2 separate regions of the Homo sapiens genome follow, and region 1 is linked to region 2. A link is a contact called in ENCODE Hi-C or POLR2A ChIA-PET data. All regions are on one chromosome and are shown on one strand. The core of a region is the stretch at or near the end of the contact, and the rest is flanking DNA. Distances in the headings are between cores, read along the strand shown. Region 1 holds the start of UBE2A (ubiquitin conjugating enzyme E2 A). Region 2 has its middle 12 kb from the start of SNORA69.

The links. Hi-C counts contacts between places; a loop is a spot of excess contacts on that map. ChIA-PET counts read pairs that join two places held with the same protein, here RNA polymerase II (POLR2A). Pooled maps may share reads with other maps.
Region 1: a loop to region 2 is called in a pooled map, with 2.4 times the contacts of the local background. The contact joins the promoter of UBE2A here to the enhancer-like site in region 2. A Hi-C loop is called at or near these places in 3 of 50 pooled maps. POLR2A ChIA-PET finds 5 or more read pairs at or near these places in 12 of 52 experiments (AG04449, CD4-positive, alpha-beta T cell, CD8-positive, alpha-beta memory T cell and 8 more).

What each region holds. Positions count from the first base shown.
Region 1 is chrX:119,573,068-119,575,914 of GRCh38, forward strand. It overlaps UBE2A (ubiquitin conjugating enzyme E2 A), which reads left to right and starts at 1,496. Exons shown (of 6, transcript NM_003336.4): 1 at 1,496-1,688; 2 at 1,834-1,914; 3 at 2,308-2,333. The coding sequence starts at 1,645. It overlaps LOC124905208 (a long non-coding RNA gene), which reads right to left and starts at 1,428. Exons shown (of 2, transcript XR_007068307.1): 1 at 1,068-1,428. RefSeq lists enhancers at 1,268-1,768, 1,769-2,269 and a silencer at 1,727-1,896.
Region 2 is chrX:119,773,802-119,777,070 of GRCh38, forward strand. No RefSeq gene overlaps it. Among named protein-coding and RNA genes, the nearest start is that of SNORA69, 12 kb to the right of the region's middle. Within about 2 kb of position 1,875, at least 2 of the 41 ENCODE cell types and tissues checked have a DNase peak (open chromatin) inside an H3K27ac peak, as active enhancers do.

The DNA of each region.
Region 1 (2,847 bases), core at 246-2,745, 200 kb before region 2:
GTCAAGTGCCTCCTGCTTCTCATGTTAGAAACAAATTCCTGCACATCTGATATCTTCTGGACATCTTCACGGGGATGTCTCACCAGTCCCATGAACTCAGTAAGTCCCACCCAAAATTTCCTTTTCCAAACTTGTCCCTCTCTCTCTATTCTGTAATTCTGTTAATGGCACCTTCAAAACCCCAGTTATCTCGGGGCTTAGAGTTTCAGCCACTGTTGACTCCTTCCTCTCTCTTGCCCCATATTCAGCCTGTTGCCAAGTCCTCCCCATTCATTCATATCCTCGCCTTTATTGTCACTGCCTGCTTCAGTATCTCGCACCTAGATACTGCAAGAGTCTCCTGCCTGCTCTCTTGAGACCAATCTCTGATAAGGACAGCTCTAATGATGTCACTTCCCTGCTCAATGGACTTCCAAGGAATCCATTAGCTTGGCATTCAAAACTCTTGATGACTTAACCCAAATCTACCTTTCTCCTATTTTCAATAATTTTTAAATGTGTATTATGCCTATCTTCTAAGTTATTTTGGGTTGACCTTTAAAAATTATCCTTTAAAACTGTTATTGCTTTTGCAGGTCCACGGACTGTGACTCTTCCTGCAACCTGCAGCTTTTCCACGTTCCTTTTACTTCAGACCCACTGTCCTTGCAACTCCCTGCAGTCGGATAGTCTCATATCTTGGACTCTTCTGAACATAAATAGCCGCTTGGCTTGTTGAACTACCAAGGGGAAATGTGGTTCCAGAGCCAAATTGTGAGTGCCCAAAACAAAACAGAACAAAACAAAACCCTACTCCGCCTGCCTTAAGCTCCCATTCCCTCCCACAGGACATACAACACTATTTCATTCTGCCCTGGGGTGATCATTGGCCTAAACGTTGAGCGCCCAATCCTGCATTCAATCCCACAGCCCCGCCCCGCCCCCCCGTCATAGTCAAGGCCGATTTATTCTTTTGATTTTCCGTGATTTTAACCAATCACTCCTCTCCCCACCCCTCCGACCCCAGTCTCCGGTGTCCGAAGGGGTTGTGCACCCTAGAGTTGCCGCTTTTTGAGAACCGGTTTTACCTCCGCCCACTCCTTCGTCCTCTAGTTTGGGACTTCCAAACTTCTCCCCTCTCCTCCCCGGGCATAGTGCGCGCTTTCATGAATGATCTGGTCACAAAACAAACAAAAACGAATAGAAAAAGAAAAAAAGAGAAAAAGAAAAAAAGCCGAAAACTTCCCAGGGTTTGCCTTAGAATTAGCAGGTGGGGATGGACCCCGTTCCACCACGAGCTCCTCCAGCGCCCGGGGCTCCGGCGTACCCTACGCCTCTGCGCTCGCGGCCCCGCCCCGGGCCTCCCGTGGGGCTTTAATGACATAAGCAACTTTCCTCGCGCACCCCCCGCCCCGTCTTGGTACGGCCTGTCCGGCGCTCGACGTTCCACCCCCCTCTCTCTGCTCTCAGGTTGGTTCAGCCCCCGTCTACACTGGGGTGGTGCTTAGCCGGCGCCAGACCGACCCTCGACTTCGGAGAGGCAGCGCGGTTCCTCTGGGTGCTTCCGCCTCCCCTTCTCCTGCTTCTCCAGCCTCTTCGGCCTCCTCGCCCGCCGCGGGAACCCGAGACCCCAGTGTATGCCCCACCCCTGACCCCGCTCGCGACATGTCCACCCCGGCTCGGCGGCGCCTCATGCGGGACTTCAAGAGGTAAACCGAGGGGACGGCCGAGGCCGGGGGTTGCGAGCTGGGGCACAGGGCGGGTCCCGAGGCGCGCCGGGCGGGGAGGGCTGGGGAGCGGCCGGGAGCGGGCGCCAGTGCCGGCCTAGGGGGACCCCTGTCTGTCTTCCCGAAGGTTGCAGGAGGATCCTCCAGCCGGAGTCAGCGGGGCTCCGTCCGAGAACAACATAATGGTGTGGAACGCGGTCATTTTCGGGTGAGTCTGCGTTCGTGGCGGTGGCGAGAAAACTGGGGACGCGAGCAGCTTCGGTCTGCGCTCCGGGGCGGGCCCCCCGCGGAGGCCGAGCGGGTAGGGGAAAATGTTTGGGTCTGGCTGGGCCTAGGCGCCTCCCCGGAGCCTGTGCCTCGATTAGCTCAGTTCCCGCTGCCAGGGGGAACCGCTTGGGGTTCTAGGGGGGCGGGGCGGGGAGTGGTGGCGGTTAGGCGCGGCGGCTTGCCCTGTGTCTCTGAGCCCGGGACATCCATTTGTAGTGGCTTCCGACCCCGGTAGCGGTGCTGGAGATGGCAGAGCTCGGGATAGCCATCTCAGATGAAGCAGGGAGAAGGGGGCCCCTTAAGTGGGAACTGACCATTTTTCTCTGTGTTGCAGGCCTGAAGGGACCCCGTTTGAGGATGGTAAGAGAGAGTTTCTTTACCCACTTTTCAGGAGCCTGGTCATCTGGGGAAAGGGTTCCCAGTCATCCTGGAAGTGTCTCCTGCTTAGGAACCTGCCTCTGCCTAGCCTCTGTCTGCTAAAGGCTTGAGTGGAATGCAGTGTGTGGCTGGTGGTTCTGGATATTGTATGCTTGACTAGAACTGCACCTTTCTTCTTGCTTTCTTAAAAAAAAAATCTGTGTAAGGCAGTCACTTTTTAAAAGGAGCAATCATAGCACTGGTATTAAGGATTTTTGAGGCTTGGGCTGTAATTCTGCTAAATTCAGCCCTCCATCACTGAATTAGTATAAACCCAACCAGTTGCTGATAGGCAGCAGAGACCCCAGAGACCATCTGGTTCAGAATTCTACCCCAAGGGCAGGAGTTGTGTTCAGCAGGTGCTTGGTAGATGTGTGTTGGATGTTGAGTGGATGCGAGAATCCCTTGCGTACAACTGTCTGGTTTCTACAATCTGACATTGAATGCCTGTCAGCCT
Region 2 (3,269 bases), core at 625-3,124:
AAGGGTGATGCTCAGGTTTCTGACTTGAGCAACAGGGTGGATGGTGGTGTCATTTACTGAGAGGAAGGGCCATGAGAAGAATAGGTTTTTTTGGTGGGTAGGGGAAGGGGATCAAAACTTGTTTTGGATACATTAAGTTTGAGATTGGCTATATGACATCGAGGTGAAGAGATCCAATAGACAGTTGGATACGTGGATAAGCAAATCAAGAGAGAACTGGAGGTAGCTGTGGGGTTACTGGAGGGTTTTTTTCTTTTCTTTTTTTTTTTTTGAGACAGAGTCTCGCACTGTCACCCAGGCTGGAGTGCAGTGGCGTGATCTCGGCTCACTGCAACCTCCCCCTCCCGGGTTCAAGCGATTCTCCTGCCTCAGCCTCCCGAGTAGCTGGGATTACAGGCGCCTACCACCATGCCCAGCTAATTTTTGTATTTTTAGTAGAGACGGGGTTTCACCATGTTGGCCAGGCTGGTCTCAAACTCCTGACCTCGTGATTTGCCTGCCTCGGCCTCCCAAAGTGCTGGGATTATAGGCATGAGTCACCGTGCCCGGCCAGGAGAGGGGTTTTATTTTGGCTTGGGAGGCACAGCTTGTTTGTGTAATGACACAAAGGACTCAAAAGAAAAGGAGAAGTAGGAAGACAGAGGAGTCAACACGAATAGTCAATGGATCAAAGCTCCCAAGAGGTGGGAAGGGATAAGGCAGAGCATAGGACTAGGAATTTGTCTCACAGAGGAGGAGACTCTGGAGTCAGACAGTCTGATTAGAGCTTAGTTCTACCACCTTCTAGCTGTGAGACCCTGGGTAAGTCACTCACTCTCCCTGAGTCTTACTTTCCTTGACTATAATACAATGGAATTGGCCAGGACTGGTGGCTCATGCCTGTAATCCCAGCACTTTGGGAAGCCAAGGCGGGTGGATCACAAGGTCAGGAGTTCAAGACCAGCCTGGCCAAGATGGTGAAACCCCGTCTCTACTAAAAATACAAAAATTAGCCAGGCATGGTGGCAGGTGCCTGTAATCCCAGCTACTCGGGAGGCTGAGGCAGAGAATTGCTTGAACCCAGGAGGCAGAGGTTACAGTGAGCCGAGATCGCACCACTGCACTCCAGCCTGGGTGACAGAGTGAGACTCCGTCTCAAGGGGGAAAAAAAAGGAATTATGAGTACCTGCCTCATAAATTTGGGCTGATCATTAAAGGAGATAATGCATGTAATATGCTTACCATTGTGTCTTGCACATAGGAACATTGCATAAATGGTAGCTGTTATTATTATAACAGGAGTGCAGGAGGAAAAAGAGGGCGCACATACAGGTGAGTTCACAGGTTTGGTTGCAGGAAGTTAAACACATTCTGTTTTTTCTTTTCTTTTTCTTTCTTTCCTTTCCTTTTTTTTTTCTTTTTTTTTTTTTGAGACAGAGTATTGCTCTGTCACCCAGGCTGCAGTGCAGTGGCAGGATCTTAGCTCACTGCAACCTCCGCTTCCTAGGTTCAAGTGATTCTCTTGCCTCAGCCTCCTGAATAGCTGGGATTACGGGCATGTGCCACCAAGCCCAGCTAATTTTTGTGTTTTTAGTAGAGACGGGGTTTCACCATATTGGCCAGGCTGGTCTTGAACTCCTGACCTCAGGTGATCTGCCTGCCTCAGCCTCCCAAAGTGCTGGGATTACTGGCATGATCCACCACGCCCAGCCTACTAACCTCGATGATTTCTTAAACCCAAACCTGATAGGCCACTGTCTACTTTTGAACTCTTTAATGTTTCTCTTGGCCTCAGGATAGAATTGAAGCTCTCACTTAAGACTTAGAGGCTCCTCGTGATCTGGCGTCTGCTTACCTCTCCAGCCTCATTCCTATTCACTACTTCCTGTTCGCATCCTCTTTCTTCACCCACGAATACATCCCCTTTCTACACTCCTGCCATGCAGTAACTTTCAGTTCCCGATCTCCCAGCTTTCTCTTGACTGGGCCTTTTCACAGTCTGTTTCCTCTGCATAGGACATGAACGTTCCACCCGGCAGCCTCAGCCGCAAAACCTAGCTCCTCGTGGGCCTCCAGGGCTCAGTTTGCTCTTCCTCAGTCCCTCCCGTGTTCGGTACAGGTTCCCAAGACCCTAGTGCCTTCCTTGCCGCAGCACTCTGCACTAGGAGCTGTGTCGGCACTGTCATCTGCCTCCATGTAGGCTGGGAGTCCAAGAAGATGTGGGCCTGTGGTTGTGGTTCACTGCTGCAGCTCAGCACCCAGCACAGATACAACACTATGTATCTGCCTCATAGTCTGAAACGGGTGTTTGAGAATGAACAAGTGGGAGTTGGAGGCAGCTGACCTTGAATTTAGATCCACAGGCTTTCTGATTTAACTAATAGTTGTGTTTTTTGTATTCATTTGCCTTCAGTTCCCATGCCCTTCTTCCTTTGGAGAGCCCCGTGGAAACAATTTTTCTTTTTTCTTTCATTTTTTGAAACAGAGTTTCACTTTGTCACCAGGCTGGAGTGCGGTGGCGCGATCTCAGCTTACTGCAACCTCTATTTCCTGGGTTGAAGCGATTCTCCTGCCTCAGCCTCCCAAGTAGCTGGGATTACAGGTGCCTGCCACCATGCCTGGCTAAGTTTTATAATTTTAGCAGAGATGGGGTTTCACCATGTTGACCAGGCTGGTCTCCAACTCCTGACCTCAAGCGATCCACCCGCCTCAGTCTCCCAAAGTGCTGGGATTACAGGCCTGAGCCACCATGCCCGGCCTGGAAACAGTTTTTCTAATGAACACCATGTTAGATGTACATTAGACAGTTACAAATGTGGCATTATAGGTTCATGATTTTAGAGGTTAGCGATCAAGTCCAATTTCCTCATTTCAAATGGAAGAAAACAGGTCCCCAAAGCTGTGGTGGCTTGTTAGTGGCAGGCTAGTTGTAGCTGTAAAACTGGGACTAAGCCTCAGATTTCTTGATACCAGTGCTCTTTCTCCTTTCCCATACCATGCTGTGATGGATTAAAGATGACCATAAGTCCTTTGATACTCTTCCCATTGAGAGGTGGCCTCTATCACACTTTCCCTTGAATCTGGATGGGTTCTGGAACTGCTTAGACCAAAAAAATACAGGAAAAGGGATAACCCAGTCTGGGTGGGACCAGCTACGTAATTTGTGGAGCCCAAACTGAAAATGTGAGACCCCTTTTAAGAAATTAAGAATTTCAAGAAAGACTGGGCGTGGTGGCTCACGCTTGTAATCCCAGCACTTTGGGAGGCCGAGGCCGGTGGATCACTTGAGG